3 separate regions of the Homo sapiens genome follow, and all the other regions are linked to region 1. Evidence: read pairs that join two places in POLR2A ChIA-PET (ENCODE). Cell type or tissue: GM12878. All regions are shown on one strand. Links, peaks and the distances in the headings refer to the core of each region. The heading gives the core; the rest is flanking DNA.

Region 1 (6,169 bases), core at 477-5,476:
CATTGAGTCAATAATTATTTATTCAATTATTATTTATTGAGCACCAGCTATATGTACAGCCTTCCCTGTCCTCAAATAAGTAGAATAACCTGTCTAATGGCCTGTATTATATTGAGCTATAGTCATTCATTTATTCAATAATAATTTATTGAGCACCAACTATATGCACTAGGATTCTAGCATATAGCAGACAGATGGCCTATATAACATGTACACCATATAAAAGACACAGTCCCCATATTCCAGGAGCTTCTAATTTCCTAGAGGAGAAAGGCAATAATCAATAATTAATACTATTAATCATTTCATTATAATTCTGACAAATGCTTTAGAGAAGTACAGGCACTATGGGGGCATCAGGAATGTGATCTGATTGGGTGAGAAGGAAGGGAGTGGAGAGCCTTCAAAGAAGGCTTCTTGAGCCTTGGCAACACAGTGAGACCCCAACTCTACCAAAAAAAAAAAGCCAGGCATGGTGCCCTGTTTCTATCGTCCTAGCTACTTGAGAGGCTGAGATAGGAGGATCTCTTGGGCAAAGGTTGAGGATGCAGTGATCTGTGACCGCGCCACTGCACTCTAGCCTGGGCAACAATGTGACACTCTGTCTCAAAACAAAACAAAATCAACAAAGGCCTCTTGGAGAGAATAATATCTAAATTGAGATCTGAACATTTGAGGCATTAGCCAGCCAATCGGAGAAAAGGGGGTTATTCCAGAGAGAGGAAACAGCATATGCAAAGATCAGATGGACCATGGCTCCTTCAAGGAAGTGAAGCTATACCGTGTGTACTGTGTGGTATGAGGAGTATGAGAGGGAAGGAGATGCTAGAGATGGCAGAGAAGGAGCTGGGGGCAGTTCGCAAAGGAGCTTGAAGGCCAAGTTAAGGATGATGGAGTGCTCACGAGGTAATAGGTGTGTGTGCAGGGGCGAGTAACTTATACCTAAAATGAGTGCTTTTGTTGGTGGGAGCTGACTGGGTCAGAACAAGGTAATGTGAATGCTGCAGGGGCTAGGCCAGCCCACACAGCACATTTGTAAGAATTAGGAAAAGGTGCCCCTCTGGGAAGATGCAGCCCCATAGGCCCATGCTTAGGAAAGGGACCTGACCTGAATTTCACCCCCTCTATGCCCGAGCCAGCACCCTCGTGCAGTGAACAACCTACACAACTGTATACAATGGCCACAGATGCCAGGGAACAGTCAGAAGGGTGTAGCGACATTTGTTGACAAATCTGTCTCCTCCATCTTAAGCACCTTGAGTTCTGAGTTCTGGAGCTGCATATCCATGTTTGTAACCTCAGTACACATAGGAGATGCTCCTAATATTTGTCGAATGGATTGTTCTTTGGCTACTTGTTTTTTCTTCAGACTTTCTGTCTTCTTGTCCTTCTAAATTCATAACGGCTTCCTCTTAATGCACTCCTGCTAGCGTTAGAAAGCACTGTGTTGGCTAGCTTGCCTTTTTTTTTTTTTAGACAGGGTCTCGCTCTGTCACCCAGGCTTGAAGTGCAGTGGTGCGATCTCTGCTCACTGCAGCCTCCGCCTCCCAGGTTCAAGTGATTCTTGTGCCTCAGCCTCCTGAGTAGCTGGGACCACAGGCATACACCACCAAGCCCAGCTAACTTTTATATTTTTAGTAGAGATGGTGTTTTGCCATGTTGCCCAGGCTGGTCTTGAACTCCTGGCCTCAAGCAATCCACCCACCTTGGCTTCACAAAATGCTGGGATTACAGGCGTGAGCTACCACGTCTGGCCCACTTTGACTTTTTAATCCTAACATCTTACCCTCTGTCCATTCAACAGAAACTTGGCTATGGCCACACAGCTAGGAAGGCGGGCAGGCAGTGCTGGGCAGGAAACTGTCAAGCCCTGGGGTTGTGGTCCAGGCTGGATCCCCTACCTTCTGGTAGGGATTCTTGTGGCTTAATCTCTGTACTTTGGATCCTAGAATGTCAGAGCCGAAAGGAACCTTTTGGGGCCCCATTTTACAAATGGGGCAACTGAGGCACAGAGAAGGGCTGGAAATTACTAGAAGCCACTGAGTAAGAGCCAGAGCAGAACTGGAAACTAGGTCCCTTGACATGTTTAGAAGAAGTAGCTAGCTAGATATCAGGAGTGGAAATTAGAAGAGAAAGACCAAGGAGGAGAAATGGCTCTCTGAGGAGGGTGTCTGACTGTGATGGCTGTTAGTGGGGCTACGAGGGATTAGAGAAGACTTGAGGAGGAGTCCCTTAGATCACTGGTTCAAAAGGGAAGAGAGGGTTAAGAAAACAGGACTTTGCCAAGGAGTGGACAGCCCTCTAAACTGGAATCCATTTGGATCCAGCCTGGCCATAGATCTCCAGATGCTAAACAGAATTTCTTGTTCTGGGCCTGGTCAGTTTGGAAGTCCTTGGTCAGTAGCATTTGGCTGGCAGCGAGCCGCCAGATGGCCTGCTCTGTGAGCACTTGCTGAAATCAGAGGCAAGGCTTGGTTCCCCTTCCCGGGAGCCTGCACTCCAGGTACCTCTGTGAGGCCCCACTCCAGTTCTCTGTCAGCATCTGCTCGGGGCTTTCCTCTTTCTAGGTCTTCTTCACAGCTCCTCCTATGTCACATTGCCTCGGGTCCCACCAGCACTGCCCTAAGCTGGAAAATCCCTCCGAGCCCAAGCAGCCCGTGACCATAGAGGCAGGAAACTATGACACTAGAGGCACACAGGGTGTGAGGTTTATTCTTGGTATGTGGTTGGGAAAGGCGGGGTTGAATGGCGGTGGGGTGGGATGGGATCCTCAAGAGAGATAGAGAAATCCAAAAAGAAGGAACCCCTTTGAGAATATCAGAGTAGTTTTCTTTTCTTTTGTTTTCTTTTCTTTTCCTTTTTTTTTTTTTTGAGACAGGGTCTCACTCTGTCACCCAGGCTGGAGTGCAGTGACATGATCTTGGTTCACTGCAATCTCTGCTATCCGGGGTCAAGCGATTCTCCTGCCTCAGCCTCCTGAGTAGCTGGAACTACAGGTGCACACCACTGCACCCGGCTAATTTTTGTATTTTTTGTGGAGTCGGGGTTTCACCATGTCGCCAAGGCTGGTCTCGAACTCCTGGCCTCAAGTAATCTGCCCACCTCAGCCTCCCAAGTTGCTGGGATTACAGGCATGAGCCACTGCACCCTGCCTCAGAGTAGTTTTCTTTCCCAGCGTGTTCCCTTTGCTTCAAGCCTCTGGGATTGTCTCTCTTCCTTGGGGTAGCCTCTGGGTGTGCGGGGAGCAGGGGAGCATTTTAGGATCAAGGGTTCAGCTCCTCAATCAGGGTCTCCAACCTATAGAGTTTAGCAGTAGCAATCGTAGTAACATAGGGAATATTGAAATTAACTGATCACTTTCTAGATGCCAGGTTTTATGTACCTAGTACAGTGCCTGGAACACAGTAAGTCCTCAATATATGGTAACGTGATTGTATGATTGTAATCCACCTTAGGAAGTGGCATGGGGCCAGGCATGCCTGTAATCCCAGCCCTTTGGGAGGCTGAGGCAGGCAGATCACTTGAGGTCAGGCATTCGAGACCAACCTGGCCAACATGGTGAAACCCCGTCTCCACTAAAAATACAAAAATTAACTGGGCATGGTGGTGGGTGCCTGTAATCCCAGCTACCTGGGAGGCTGAGGCAGAAGAATCTCTTGAGCCCGGGAAGTGGAGGTTGCAGTGAGCCGAGATGATGCCATTGCACGCCAGCCTGGGCGACAGAGTGAGACTCTGTCTCAAAAAAAAAAAAAAAAAAAAAGAAGAGGCATGAATCCCAATCCCATTTTAGAGATGGGGAAACAGATTCAAAGACCACAAGTCATTTTTCCAACATGGTACAGCTGGCTATTCATTCGCTCACTGATTCAATAAGTATTCATGGAGTCCTTGCTGTGTGGCAGCCACTGCTGTAGATGACAGAAATGGAGCCCTGCACGTGGCCCCCGCCGTCAGGGTTCATCTGTGTGTGTTCTACTGAAGGGAGTCAGGTGATGAACACACAGCAAGTCAATAAGGAAGGGAATTGCAGATTGGAATAGAAAACAGGCATTGCAGGGAGATGTGGAAGAAGTGAGAACATGACAGTGCTTTAGAAAGGAAGAGAAGGGAAGCCTTTTTAAAAATCTTTATTTTTTGTAGAGATGGGATCTCTCTGTGTTTCCCAGGCTGGTCTCAAACTCCTGGGCTCAAGTGATCCTCCTACCTCGGCTTCCCAAAGTGCTGAGATTATAGTCATGAGCCACCATGCCCAGCCAAGGGAAGGCTTTTTAAGGGAGGTGACACTGAAGCTAGGATTTGATGAGTGTGAAGGAGCTGGGGAAAGGTCGTTTACAGCAGGGGCAACACCAACAGCAAAGGCCTTGTGTGGGGAGAGAACTTGGTTGGTTTTCAGGAGGTTCAGGGAGGCCAGTGGGAGTGAGGTGAGCAGGCAGGAGCATGGGAGGGAGGGAGATGAGGCAACCGGTGGGACAGGGACACACCAGCCTTTGGGGCCACGGGAAGAGCTGGGGCTGTCAGTGGCAGAGGCTGCCACGCTGGAGTTTAATCCCTCACTTCGGACCTCCATGGCCAGCCTGGGCTCTGCCCCTTTGGTCCCAGTCCTGACTCTGAGCTGGGCTTCAGCAGGTGTGACTCCCCTACGTCCCTGCCGGCCACAGCCCCCTCCACTCACAGTGTGTCATAGGACAGGCAGGGCCACTCCTGTTTCCCAGCTCAGAGCCTGTCGAGGCCTGCAGATTCCCCACTGAGCAACAGAAACAACCCCCTCCTGATGGGACAGTCAGCCCTAAAGGAGGGAGCAGCTGTCCAAACCCCAAACACCTCCCTACCAGCTACCTGCGAGGCTTCTGGGCCTTCTCCCTTCCTCCACCCACCCTTCTCTCACACGTCAGCTGACCTGGGTTCAAATCCTGCCTGTACCTCCCATAAACAGTAGGGCAGTGAGCAAACTGGGTTTTATTTTGTTTGGTTTGGTTTGGTAGAGATGGGGTCTTGCTATGTTGCCCAGGCTGCTCTCGAACTCCTGGGGTCAAGCAATCCTCCCACCTCGGCCTCCCAAAGTGCTGAGATTACAGGCGTGAGTCACTGTGCCCAGCCTGAGCAAGTCATTTAGTCCTTCACCTGTGAGGTGGGATAATACCTATGTGCTCTCACAGGGCTGTCAGTGAACATTAAATATGATAAGAATAATATCAGTTAGCATTGAGAGTCTACTCTGGGCCAGGTATGTGCCACTTGCCCTACACACTTTAACTCACTTTCTCCTCATAACAACAATGTGGGGGAGTATTGTGATCAGAGCCAGCTTCATGGGCATGTGGCCTATGCAGTCACAGAGGGCCACCCCACACTTAGAAGGGCCCCACGTTTGGTTTAATTCTCCATCATTGCTCTCTTGAAATTCTTTTTTTTTTTTTTTTTTGAGATAGAGTTTTGCTCTTGTTGCCCAGGCTGGAGTGCAATGGCATGATCTCAACTCACCACAACCTCCACCTCCTGGGTTCAAAGCGATTCTCCTACCTCAGCCTCCCGAGTAGCCGAGATTACAGGCATGCGCCACCATGCCCAGCTAATTTTGTATTTTTAGTAGAAATGGGTTTTTTCCATGTTGGCAGGCTGGTCTCAAACTCCCAACCTCAGGTAATCCACCTGCCTCAGCCTCCCAAAGTCCTGGGATTACAGGTGTGAGCCACTGAGCCCGGCCGAAATTCTTAATAATTTTCTTTTTTTTTTTTTTTTTTTTTTGAGACGGAGTCTCACTCTGTTGCCCAGGCTGGAATGAAGTGGCACTATCTTGGCTCCTGCAACCTCCATCTCCCGGGTTCAAGCGATTCTCCTGCCCTAGCCTCCCAAGTAGCTGGGACTACAGGTGCATGCCACCATGCCCGGCTAATTTTTGTATTTTTAGTAGAGACGGGGTTTCACCATGTTGGCCAGGCTAGTCTCAAACTCCTGACCTTGTGATCCACCCGCCTCGGCCTCCCAAAGTGCTGGGATTACAGGCGTAAGCCACCGTGCCTAGCCCGAAATTCTTAATTTTTAAAACAAGGGCCCTGCATTTTCATTTGCGCTGGGTCCCACAAATTACATAACTGGTCCTGATTACTGCATTAGCATCTACTCTTGGCCAGGTGCTGTTTAAGGCACTGTAGAGACAGGAGTGAACAAA
Region 2 (6,169 bases), core at 576-5,575, 120 kb before region 1:
TTAATTCTCAGTTTTTGTGCCACTGAACTTAAATATAGCATTCATAGCCTGTCATTTCCAACCAGCCATCCCTTTATATCATTAATTATGTAACACTTTTTTTTCCAGGGGTGTGGGGTGTGCTGTGCAGTGCAGGGGAGACCTGGTCTCACTCTGTCGCCCAGGCTGGAATGCAGTGGCACCATCATGGCTCACTGCAGCCTCCTGGACTCAAGCCATCCCCTTACCACCTATGCCTCCCCGGCAGCTAGGACCACAGACACGCAGCAGCACATCCAGCTAATTTTTTTTATTTTTTTATTTTTTGTAGAGACCAGAGTTTCACTATGTTGCCTAAGCTGGCCTTGAACTCCTGAGCTCAAAGGATCCACACCCTTCTCAGCCTCCCAAAGTGCTGGGGTTACTGGCATGAGCCACCACGCCCCAGCCTGTAATACAATTTATACTCAAATCATCCCTTTTTCTTCTAAACCCATTCTTTCTTCCCCACCCTGTAACTGCTGTTTGCTGATGGTACAACCATATTCCCCACCATTCAATCAAATCTTTAAAAGGGTCTTTGCAAATTCCCCTTTGTCCTGTACCTCTGACTTAATTGCTAAATTGTACTCATCCTATTTCCATAATAATGCGTACCTTTCCCCTCCTCCCCAACTGTCTCCCTCAATGTCTCTCAACCAGACCTCTGTAATAACCTTGTAACCAATTTCCTTGCGGATGGTCTCTATATTGCTGCTAAATTAATCCTTCGGAAACACAGGTCTTATCTTATTCCTCTGAATTAAAACCTTCAGTGGCCCTCCATGCCTAATGTCACACTCAGTCAAGGCCCTGTGGGAGCTGACTGATCTACTTTTCCAGCCTTTGTTTCTTTTTCCTTCACTAAGGTTATGCCTAAACCAACAAAAAAATTTCTTTCCCTCAGCTGTGCCTTTGCTTTTCCCACTGTTCCTGCTTGAATATCTTTTTTCCCCACATGATATCGGCAGTTCCACAAGGGCAAGAACATTGTCTGCTTTGCTCCCCATTATATTTATGCTGCCCAAAACACTGCTTGACATATTTGTTGAATAAATGAAATTCCTCTACTCTTATAACCCAGCTCAAAAGCCATTCCTGCCACTGTCCAACCAAAACTCAGCAAACAGCCTTACTAAATAAAACTCCTCCAATGTCTTAATGGGGTGGGTCAGGGGAGAATTCCAATAGCATTTTGTATCTTAAGGCACTTAATATTCCTCTCCTATACATGGCACATACCCGACCATAAATGACCTTGTCTGGTACATTTATAAGTTATCTATCACAATGCCTTGCACCTAGTTTAAACATGCATGGAGTAGGTATACTTTGCTGTTATTATTCATTCATTCATTCATTCAGTATTTAAAGAGCTTGTCATGTGGCAGGGACTGTTCTTAGCAATGGGGTACAGCATTGTAAAATATGATAAAGTCTTGGCTCTGTGAAAAGGGACAGACTATTAGAAACAAGAGAACAAGATAATTTCTGATGGTTAAAAATAATGAGAGGAGCCGGGCGCAGTGGCTCACGCCTGTAATCCCAGCACTTTGGGAGGCCGAAGCAGGTGGATCACCTAAGGTGAGGAGTTCAAGGCCAGCCTGGCCAACATAGTGAAACCCTATCTCTACTAAAAATACAAAAAAATTAGCAGGGCATGGTGGGGAGAGCCTGAGGCTGAGGCAGGAGAATCACTTGAACCAGGGAGGCGGAGGTTGTAGTGAGCCGAGATCGCGCCACTGCACTCCAGCCTGGGAGACAGAGTGAGACTCTGCCTCAAAAAAAAAAATAATAATGATGATCATAGGGAATATGATCAATCCTAACTTAGGGCAATACCTACTACAGAAAGGATGGGAGGACTTAGGCACAGTACAGGCTCATGCCTGTACTCCCAACACTGGGAGGCCAAGGAAGGAGGACAGCTTGAGCCCAGTAGTTCAAGATCAGCCTGAGCAATACAGCAAGATTCCACCTCTACAAAAAAACAAATTTTTTTAATTAGCTGGGCATGACGGCACATGCCTGTAGCCCCAGCTACTCAGGAAGCTGAGGCAGAGGACTGCTTGAACCCAAGAGGTTGAGGCAGCAGTGAGCCATGATTATGCCACTTTACTCCAGTTTGGGTGACAGGGTGAGACCCTGTCTCAAAAAAAGGAAAGAATGACAGAAAAATTCAAAGGATAAAACTAGTCAAATCATTTCATTTCTGAAATTACCGGAACTCTGAAAAAAAGACAAAAACCAAAGTTAAACATTTCAGTCACTTAAGAGTAGAAAATAATGGCAGTAACCAAAATATTCATATAAGGGTTAATGAAAACCTGTAACGTCAATTTAATATTTTTAAGAAACGGGTAGGCTGGGTGCAGTGGCTCACACCTGTAATCCCAGCACTTTGGGAGGCCGAGGTGGGTGGATCACTTGAGGTCAGGAGTTCAAGACCAGTGTGGCCAACATCGTGAAACCCTGTCTCTACTAAAAATACAAAAATTATCTGGCCATGGTGGCGTGCGCCTGTAACCCTAGCTACTCAGGAGGCTGAGGCAGGAGAATCGCTTGAACTCGGGAGGCGGAGGTTGCAGTGAGCCGAGATCGCGCCACTGCACTCCAGCCTGGGTGACAGAGTGAGACTCTGTCTCAAAAAAAAAAAAAATTTTTTAATTTTTTTATTGAAATAAGATTGCCAAAAGCTAGAAACGAAATAGCTAAATTATGAAGGAGAGAAATGTAGGTTTCCTTTCTTTTCCTAGATTTTCCTCTGATAAGAACTATTTACAAATGATGAAGTCCATGTATTGGCATTAAAACATTCTCCGGACAAAATGAGCTTTCAAGAAAATGGTGGCCGGGCACGGTGGCTCACACCTGTAATCCCAGTACTTTGGGAGGCTAAGGCGGACAGATCACAGGAGTTTGACACCAGCCTGGCCCACATGGTGAAACCTCGTCTCTACTAAAAATACAAAAATTAGCTGGGCGTGGTGGCGGGTGCCTGTAGTCCTAGCTATTCGGGAGGCTGAGGCAGGAGAATCACTTGAATCCCCGTGCCACTGCACTCCCAGCATGGATGACAGAGTGAGACTCCATCTCAAAAACAAAAAAAGAAAAAGAAAAAAAAGAAAAGAGCGAAGAAAAGGCAGGCCTAACTATGTGTGTAGCCTAGATTTTAAGCAACCTCATTCTTAACATTATGCTACATTTTGCATACTGAAGTAAGAATATAGGTTCATAGGCTGGGCGTGGTGGCTCATGCCTGGGCCGAGGCGGGCGGATCACTTGACGTCAGAAGTTCAAGACTCGCCTGGCCAACGTAGCGAAACCCCATCTCTACTAAAAATACAAAAAATAGCCAGGCGTAGTGGCGCAAGCCTGTAATCCCAGCTACTGGGGAGAGGCTGAGGCAGGAGAATCATCTGAACCCAGGAGGCAGAGGTTACAGTCAACCGAGATCATGCCACTGCCCTTCAGCCTGGACAACAAAGCAAGATTCCATCCCCCCGCCAAAAAAAAAAACACACACACACACAAGCAAGCAAGCAGCATCCCACTATAATAGGTCCAAGATTAGGTAAGGATTATACTGAAATATATCAGGGTTATGGAATATGCAATCTACCAATACTTCTAAAACAAAATAGCAGCATGATAAGTAAAGGGGATGAGCTGTATTTATATTTACATGGCTTGCCTGGGAAGCTCAACAAAAAAGAACTATGTTCTCAGGGGCAGGCGTGGTGGCTCCTGCCTGTAATCTCAGCACTTTGGGAGGCTGAGGCAGGAGAATCTCTTGAGCCCAGGAGTTCCGGGACCAGGCTGAGCAACACAGTGAGATGAAGTCTCTACAAAAAAAAAATATATATTTTTTTTTAAGAGAATATGACCTTGGTCAGGTGCAGTGGCTCACGCCTGTAATCCCAGTACTTTGGGAGGCCAAGGCAGGCAGATCACCTGAGGTCAGGAGTTCGAGGTCAGCCTTGCCAACATGGTGAAACCCTGTCTCTACTAAAAATACAAAAACTAGCTGTGTGTGGTGGCACGTGCCTGTAGTCCCACCTACTTGGGAGGCTGAGGCAGGAGAATCACTTGAACCCAGGAGGCAGAGGTTGCAGTGAGCCAAGATCATGCCACTATACTACAGCCTGGGTGATAGAGCAAGACTCTGTCTGAAAAACAAAAAAGAGAGAGAGAGAATGTGGAGAATGTGGCCTCACTATGTTGCCCAGGCTGGTCTTCAACTCCTGGCTTCAAGTAATCCTCCTGTCTCTGCCTCCCTAAATGCTGAGATTACAAGCGTGAGCCACCACACCCAGCAGCAAAAATCTTGTTTAAAAAAATTAGCCAGGCGTAGTGACATACGCCTGTGGTCCCTACTACTTGGGAGGCTATGGTGGGGGGATCTCTTGAGCCAGGGCCCAGGAGGTGGAGGCTGCAATAAGCCATGATCATGCCACTACACTCCAGCATGGGCAACAGAGCAAGAACTTGTCTCAGAAAGAATTATGTTCTCTATAGTTATCAGTCTTGGCAGTTGCTGAAATATAAAAAGGAACTTCTTAAAATATATTAAACACAAACAGAGCAGTATCTAATAGGATAATTTTAAAATACCGTTCTACTTCATCAACAAAACTATGTTTGTCCTAAAAAATACCAGAGGACAAAGTGCTTAACCAAAGTCCAACTTTATATATGAAATCTGCTCAGTATTAGCTGGGCGAGGTGGCAAACACCTGTAATCCCAGCTACTTGGGAAGCTGAGGCAGGAGAATTGCTTGAACCCGAGAGGTGGAGGTTGCAGTGTGCCAAGATCACACCACTGCACTCCAGCCTGGGCAACAAGAGCGAGACTCTATCTGGAAAAACAAAAAACAAAAAACAAAAACTGTTCAGACCTTCTCAGTGGGAGTGTACACTTTCTGGAAAGCAATTTGGCCATATGACATAAAATGCGTTTTTGACCCAGAAATACCAACTCTGGAACACATCCTCAGGAAGTGCAGATCAAATTGAGTACAATAGGAAAACATAGGAAAAATCCCTCAAATGTCCAATAAGGGAATTACCAAATATGTTATGGCATATCCACAAGACATACCACAATGGAATAAACTATGAAGACATGAAAAATGTTTTAGATAGAAAAATGCATACACTGTAACAATTAAACCAGAATATAAAGCATTATAAGTAATATTATCTCAGAACTTTTTAAAAGACATCTGGATATACACATTAAGAAGACAAAAACGAAATGCTTTTAATGTTGACAGTAGTTAATCTTGGATGGTAGAAATAAGTGGCTTCTTCTACCTTATACTATTCTTTTCACATCTCCGCTAATGAGCCTGTATTGTTTTGATAACACAAAAAAAATTTCAGAAAAAAAATTTTTTAATAATATTTGAGTAACTTTTTTATAGGTTCAATGTATTTTGTATCCATGTTCAGTAACCATCCACTTACTATATCTTTGAAAAACTTAAAAAATCCATTAACTTGTGAAATATCTTCTAAGACAGGCATTTAGAATGCATTATTGCACTCTAACAGCTTCTTAATGAGAACATTTGGCTTTCAAGATTCTTGGTCTGCAAGGAAAAACAAATAATTGGAGCGGGGATGAAGGGTAGAAAACTTTATGGAAGGTAGAGATGTTCCTTTGTAAGATGCCTCATTTTCCACAACTCAGAATCTATACTTGAAGACCACCTTATTGGAAGACTAGCTTCTCCAGTCAAGTTTCAGATGTGTAAAACATCTAGACTTGAACCACAGCCCATTTTCTTTAAAAATGGTTTTTGCCATTCTTACCTCCAAAGAAATTAAATAATAAGCAATACAATCAAATACAAAATTATTTCTGCTTTTTTTTTTTTTTTTTTTTTGAGACGGATTTTCACTCTGTTGCCCAGGCTGGAGTGCAGTCGCTCAATTTCGGCTCAACGCAACCTCCGCCTCCCAGGTTCAAGCAATTCTCCTGCCTCAGCCTCCTGAGTAACGCCAGGCTAATTTTTGTATTTTTAGTACAGATGGGGTTTCATCATGTTGGTCAGGCTGGTCTCAAACTCCTGACCTCATGATCCGGCCGCCTTGGCCTCCCAAAGTGCTGGGATTACAGGCGTAAGCCATTGCGCCTGGCCCTCCG
Region 3 (6,169 bases), core at 576-5,575, 250 kb after region 1:
ATGGAGGAAGGAGCCACAAGCCAAGGGATGTGGGTGGCCTCTGGAAACTGGAAAAGGCAAGGAAGCCTTCTCCCCTAGAGCCTCCAGAAAGGAGCGCTGGCCTGCCAACACTTGCTTTAGTCTAGTCTAGTAAGACTCATGTTGAACTTATAAAACAATACATTTGGTTCCTTTAAGCCACTCAGTTTGTAGGAATTTGTTACAGCAGCCACAGAAAACTGGTACAATGGGTATAGAAACATTTGTCATATCGAATCAAAGTCTACATTTAAAATCTGTGCCTATGATTATATGTCAATTATATCACAATAATAATAATTAAAAAAAGATAACAGAAAGTCTGCTTTGTTCCCAGAAAGCTGGGGAACTCTGTAGAGGGGCCACCTTCTGAGGCTGCCTCTCCACCAGAGGGAACGGCATCTGCCCCCGCCAGGCCGACCTCTCCTCACCCTCCAGTCGTCTCCAAATCACATTTGATTCCAGAGCCCTTTCCATATAAGCTGTCTCACCAGAGTCTTAGGAGATTGCCAAGGCAGATATCATCATTCATAAATCTGTCACATTATAGATGAGAGAGCTGGGGTTAGGAGAGGTCAGTGACTTGTGGCAGAGCCACAACCAACTCTCCTCCCATCTGCACGTTGAACCGACACAGACAACCAGCCCCAGCAGTGAGGCCGGAGTCAAAGGCTGGGAAAGCAGAAGACACAAAGCTGGTCTGCGGGCAGATCCTCAGCACCAGTCCCAGACATCCCTGATGACAGATCTGATCAGATACGCTTTAAGGAAAAGGCCAGGGCAGGGGCAGGGGCAGGGTGAGGCAGTGACCCCGGCAGTGGCTGTTTCCATCCTGAATCCACTGGACAGGGGGAAAGGGAAGTGGGCATGGCTGCTGTCAGCCAACCTTCAACCACAACAAAAGAGCAAGAGAACACAGATCACAGAACTCTGCAGCTGGAAGCACTGGAATCCAGCAGTTTCCAAATGCCTTTTTCAGCAGGGTAACGTGCTCCTCTCCGGTCCCAAAACACCATCTTAGGATAAAGACGCCGCTAGATAAAAGACAAAAGGCAAAACAGCTCCATATGAAGCAGAGCAAAGAGGGTCCCCTCCCTCTTGCCATTGAAACTCCTTGGAACTTCAGGAGAGCAGCACTTGAAAACCACCCATGTCGTCCATCCTTCCACATTTCACAGATGAGGAAACTGAAGCCCAGAAAGGGAAAGAGACTTGCCAGGGCCACACAGAACCTCCCTCCCCTGACTGCCCAAGACAGTTACTTTTGACCACACTGGGGTGTGGCTGGTTGAAACTACAACCCGAGTTTACATTCTTACCTTCTGATAATTGTCAAGTAGACAGTTTTCCCTCCTTGGGTTGACTGAGCTGTAGAGGGGCCAATGAATCCGGGTCTTAGATTAAAAGAATAACAAAACTACCTTTTCAGATCAGCCTTGAAAATAATATAATATTGCTTAATTAGCCTGGCTCCCCCATCCTCCCCCAGCCCTGCAAGTCCTTGCAAAGCCATGGAGCGTGGTTATGACGAGCCTGCCTTGCTTCAGGAACAAGAGCCACCCCGAGGTTAGGGGCTAGTGGACAGTGACGGCCACCTCGGTGACAGCAGGGAGACAGAGGGCCTGGAATTATCACTGGATGCAAGTTGGACACCAGTCTTTGGCCATTTACATAACACCCACCTCCTTTCTGGATCCACCTATCTTACCCTTCCCTGGAAAGGGGTATTATTGTTAGACAACTGTAGCACTTTGCATCTGAGTAGCTCTTGGTAGTAATCAAAGTGTTTTTGACACCTAACGTTTCATAACAACCTTGCTGGACCCCAGCTTCCATGTGATGCTGACATGGCAGATGGTAAGACCCTCATTTTTCAGCTAACGAACCCAGGGCACAAATGAGGTTAAGTAAATTGCCCACGATCACATGGCTGGATAGCAAGGAGCCAAGGCCATAATTTAGGTTTCCCGACTTCCAGTTCTCCAGGCACGCTCTGCCTAGCCAGGTGTGTTTTATTACCTAGTTCAAAGGGGGACACTCCTTTCTTTAGGTGCAAGAGGTCACAGTCCTAATCAAACTGTGTAAACAAGTGGTCCTGGGGAGGAGAATAGGAGAGACAAATCTTCTCCATGACCTAGACATATACCCATGAAGCCATCTTTCCCAGAATTCAGGAAGTTCAGGGGAAAAGACAGGCCTTGCAGTCCAAGGATCATGGTGCTCCCTGGAATGTGAGCCAGCCTACCTGTCCGTTTCTGGGCCACCAGACCATTCTAGGGGAGGAGCCCCTTTGTGGCATCTTAGCTGCAAGACAGGGCAGTGGCGGGGAGCATAGATGTATGTGTCCCAGGGTGGAGCCTGGTGGGAGCGGGCATGGCTTGCGGGGGAGCAGTCCAGCACAGAGTGACGGCTGCAGGACTCAGATCCTTCCTCAAAGAAAAGCATTTCCATCAGCTTCTAAAAGTTGGTCCACCTTTCAGAAGCCCTCGCTCTGGGCCTTGAGAGAATCCAGAGAATGGGATTTTCCACCTCACTGCCTCATAAGACATGGCCCTGACCCATCTAGCCCATGACACTCACCACGGCTGCTCACTTACCTGCTGCAGAATGATTTAAGTTCTCAGGTTAAGGCCAAGAATTTGAAAAATGTGGCTGCCAAACAGTGAGCCAAAGCTTGAGTTTCCACAGGCTGAGGAAAATTCTCTGTGGGCATCTTTGATTTTTCTCTTTTCACATCAACTCTGGGAGTCTCAGGGACTTCAGAGGACATCTCCCACCAGACTAACCCACTCCTGCCCAGCTTGAACAGATACTCTGTGGGTGACAGAGCAACGCCAGTGGCTACCAAGAGGTGGGGCTTACCTTGGCTGTCTTCCTACACCTGTGGTGAACTGAGAACTCCCCACTCCCTGGGGACCCTCTCTCTGCAAGTTTTATTATAGTGAACGGCAACTGAACGTTTCCGATTTGCCGGGCGCTAAGCGCTTTATATGCATTATCTCATTTCATCCTCAGAAGCACCCCATGGGGTAGGTGCCATTATCATCCCCAGTTTACAGATGAAGAAACTGAGGCCCCAAGAAGTAACCCGCTGAGTCATCCACCTAATAAGTGCCCTGGCACCCAAGCCCCACCTGTCCGACGCCTCAGCCCTGTTCCCAACCACATGCTCTGTTAAACACCTCTCCCCTGAGCAAGAGTCTGTCCTGTTCTGAACACCTTTTGGCATTTTATAATCCACCCCACCCCTACCCCTACCCACCAGGTCTTTCAGAGGCATAAACAGGCTCCTCTCACAGTAAAGAATAGTGGCAGAAGGTACACATGCATTCGAATGCCTCAACTTTCCCATGACGTTTAATACATTTGTTAATATGGGTTCCCAAACAATCCCCTTCTGCAAGCTGAAGGGCTGCCAGGGCTGGGGTAATAAATTATTAACAAAACCATTGTCACACAATGACTGCTGTGGGTCTGGAGTCCTTTTTTAGAAACCAATGATTACAATCAAAACTCAAAGACCAGGAACCATGAACTAGGTAATAAAACACACCTGGGTAGGCAGAGAGTGCCTGGAGAACTGGAACTCGGGAAACCTACATTTTGGCCTTGGCTCCTTGCTATCCAGCCATGTGATTGTGGGCAATTTACTTAACTTCATTTGTGCCCTGGGTTCTTTAGCTAAAAAATGAGGGTCTTACCACCTGCCATGTCAGCATCACATGGAAGCTGGGGCCCACCCAGCAAGGTTGTTATGAAACAGTAGGTGTGAAAAACACTTTGATTACTACCAAGAACTACTCAGATGGAAGGTGCTACAGTTGTCTAACAATAATACCCCTTTCCAGGGAAGGTGTAAGATAGGTGGATCCAGAAAAGAGCTGGGTGTTACATAAATGGCCAAAGACTAGTGTCCAACTTGCATCCAGTGATAATTCTAGTTGGTTCTGGTAGGTTGAATGGCCTCTAAATTGACAGCAAAAACACAATGAATGGCAATTCCCATTAAGTGTCACAATGTAGAATTTTTTTTTTTAAGTTTGGACGGCATGAAAAAGAACGAGATCATATCTTTTGTGGGAACGTGGATGGAGCTGGAGGCTATTATCCTCAGCAAACGAATGCAGGAACAGGAAACCAAATACTGCACGTTCTGGCGTATAAGTGGGAGCTAGATGATGAGAACTCATGAACACAAAGAAGGAAACAATAGACACTGAGGTCTACTTGAGGGTGGAGGGTGGGAGGAGGGAGAGGAGCAGAAAAAATAACTATTGGGTACTGGGCTTAGTACCTGGGTGATGAAATAATCTGTACAACAAACCCCAGTGACATGAGTTTACCTGTATAACACACCTTCACATGTACCCTCAAACCTAAAGTAAAAGTTAAAAAAAAATTTGGCTGAAATTTCACTAGCTATAAAAGCCATTCAAATTTCTGCACGTGCAGAGATAAACATCGTTGCTTCCGCTTGTCAAAGTTTAATACACCCAAAGGCAGAATACAAGCTTGTGTCAGACCCTCCTCTCAAGTAATCCCCAGCCTTTCCACATAAAGCATTTCCCAACATTTTAAACCAGTCTCGACTTCAGCAAAAGTCTGACCTATGAAAAGGGCCTAATAGTGAGTACAATGGGCATTCAGAATTGGACCCTCCCTTGGCATAAATTATCACTCACCCTAACAAGAAACTTTTTTGCAAGGTCTGATGGCTTTCAACCAGCCAACATCTGCAGCTCTCAGTTTACCAGCCTCTCTCAGGATGTTTCCAGCTTTAATGAGTTCAGAAATAACATAGACTTCCAAGTAGAAAGGAAGCGATGAAGTGAAGCAAGTCTGTATTGGAGAGGTGTCAACATTTCAATTTCATTTGTCTGAAATAAGGTCCTCCCTCATCCACACTGTACAGTCACCTTTTAACAAGTGAGAGACAAACCAGTTTCAACTACCCTGCCAGGCAAGGGTGGGGCAGACGCCCTTCGCTATGCCTGACACCTGAGAGAAAAGGTGGAGGACAAAGAACCCTTCCTTCACTCTTATTAATCTGGTCACTGGGCTCTGGGGAACGGCCTAAGCTCCAGGGTCAAGGCCAAGGCAGGGGATCTTCATGATGATTTTCAAGGTGAATTCAGTCTTCTTCAAGCAGCAAAGTCCAACCTGTTCTATTAAAAACACTTTTCAGGGTCCAGTATGGTGGCTTACAGCTGTAATCACAGCACTTCCGGAGGCCAAGGTGGAAGGACTGCTTGAGCCCAGGATTTCAAGACCAGCCTGGGCAACATAGCAAGACCCCATGTCTAAAAAAAAAAAAAAAAATGTTTTTAATTGGGGGAAAAAACACCTTTCTTCTGAGACAGAAAGCTCAACAGCTCTCCTTTCCTGTCTCCCAGTGCCCACGGGAACTGGGACTTACTGGGAAAGCTCTGCCCTATCTGGTAAGCAGCGTGGTCCCCCTCCACCCTGTGTGGATCAGAACGCTAACAGTTTCACACATATTCAACAACAACTCAACCAACAAACAGTAATTCCTAAAAAAAAAAAAAAAAAAAAATTAAAGGTATTATCGTAGGAAGCCCCTGATGGTGTAGGCAGGCTACTGGCAACCACTGTTTCCAGCAATTTTCAACAGTAAAACCAGATTTCAGAGAAGCAGGTCAGCCACCACCCTGGAGGACCCTGTGGCTCTGACCCAGGAACAAGAAGTTAAGGAGACTCCAAATTTTCTCTGGGTTCAATAGTCAAACAGATGCCAAAGGCCAGTATCTTTTGTGGGGATACACGGCACAGCCGTCTGTCTCTTCCAGCCAAGTCATGAAGATTGGAAAGCCTCCAGACAAAACAAAGATGACCAGTGGAGTGTCAAATCAACGATACCCTTGAAAACAGATGTAAAATAGATGCAACATCAAAATTTGCCTGAAGTGGAAGGGGACTGTGGTAGGAAGCTCCTTGGTAATCCTCCAAGAGGGCAAGAAGGTGTTCTGGTGGCTCTTCAAGCCAATATGAGGCTTATTAAAAAGGTACTCTAAAGCAAAGGAGAGTTTGGTTAGATCTCAGGAAGGACTTTTGTCCAAGGAATCAGAGGGCTTTAAAATCTCAGTCCATAAAGAAGGAATGAACAATGTGAACTGCATGTCTGGGCTGCAGG

What was found. Peaks named below come from ENCODE experiments on the same cell type or tissue, not always from the same donor. Only the 100,000 strongest peaks of a DNase experiment are listed, where the experiment ranks them.
Region 2: POLR2A ChIA-PET joins it to region 1 with 5 read pairs; 6 of 35 experiments call an interaction of 5 or more read pairs at or near these places.
Region 3: POLR2A ChIA-PET joins it to region 1 with 5 read pairs; 5 of 35 experiments call an interaction of 5 or more read pairs at or near these places.

Annotation. Positions count from the first base shown.
Region 1 is chr3:5,003,354-5,009,522 of GRCh38, reverse strand. No RefSeq gene overlaps it. Among named protein-coding and RNA genes, the nearest start is that of BHLHE40-AS1, 26 kb to the right of the region's middle. RefSeq lists enhancers at 1,798-1,927, 2,448-2,717. In GM12878, for the core only: a CTCF peak has its summit at 2,406; a DNase peak (open chromatin) is centred at 2,612; H3K4me3 peaks cover 1,301 bases; H3K27ac peaks cover 3,021 bases.
Region 2 is chr3:5,127,903-5,134,071 of GRCh38, reverse strand. All of the region lies in intron 1 of ARL8B (ARF like GTPase 8B), which reads right to left. It overlaps LOC124906212 (a long non-coding RNA gene), which reads right to left. Exons shown (of 2, transcript XR_007095800.1): 2 at 5,257-5,612. Among named protein-coding and RNA genes, the nearest start is that of ARL8B, 8.7 kb to the right of the region's middle. In GM12878, for the core only: no CTCF peak of the experiment used is centred there; no DNase peak of the experiment used is centred there.
Region 3 is chr3:4,754,573-4,760,741 of GRCh38, reverse strand. The region is part of intron 44 of ITPR1 (inositol 1,4,5-trisphosphate receptor type 1); the gene reads right to left. Among named protein-coding and RNA genes, the nearest start is that of EGOT, 6.1 kb to the right of the region's middle. In GM12878, for the core only: no CTCF peak of the experiment used is centred there; a DNase peak (open chromatin) is centred at 3,430; H3K27ac peaks cover 2,058 bases.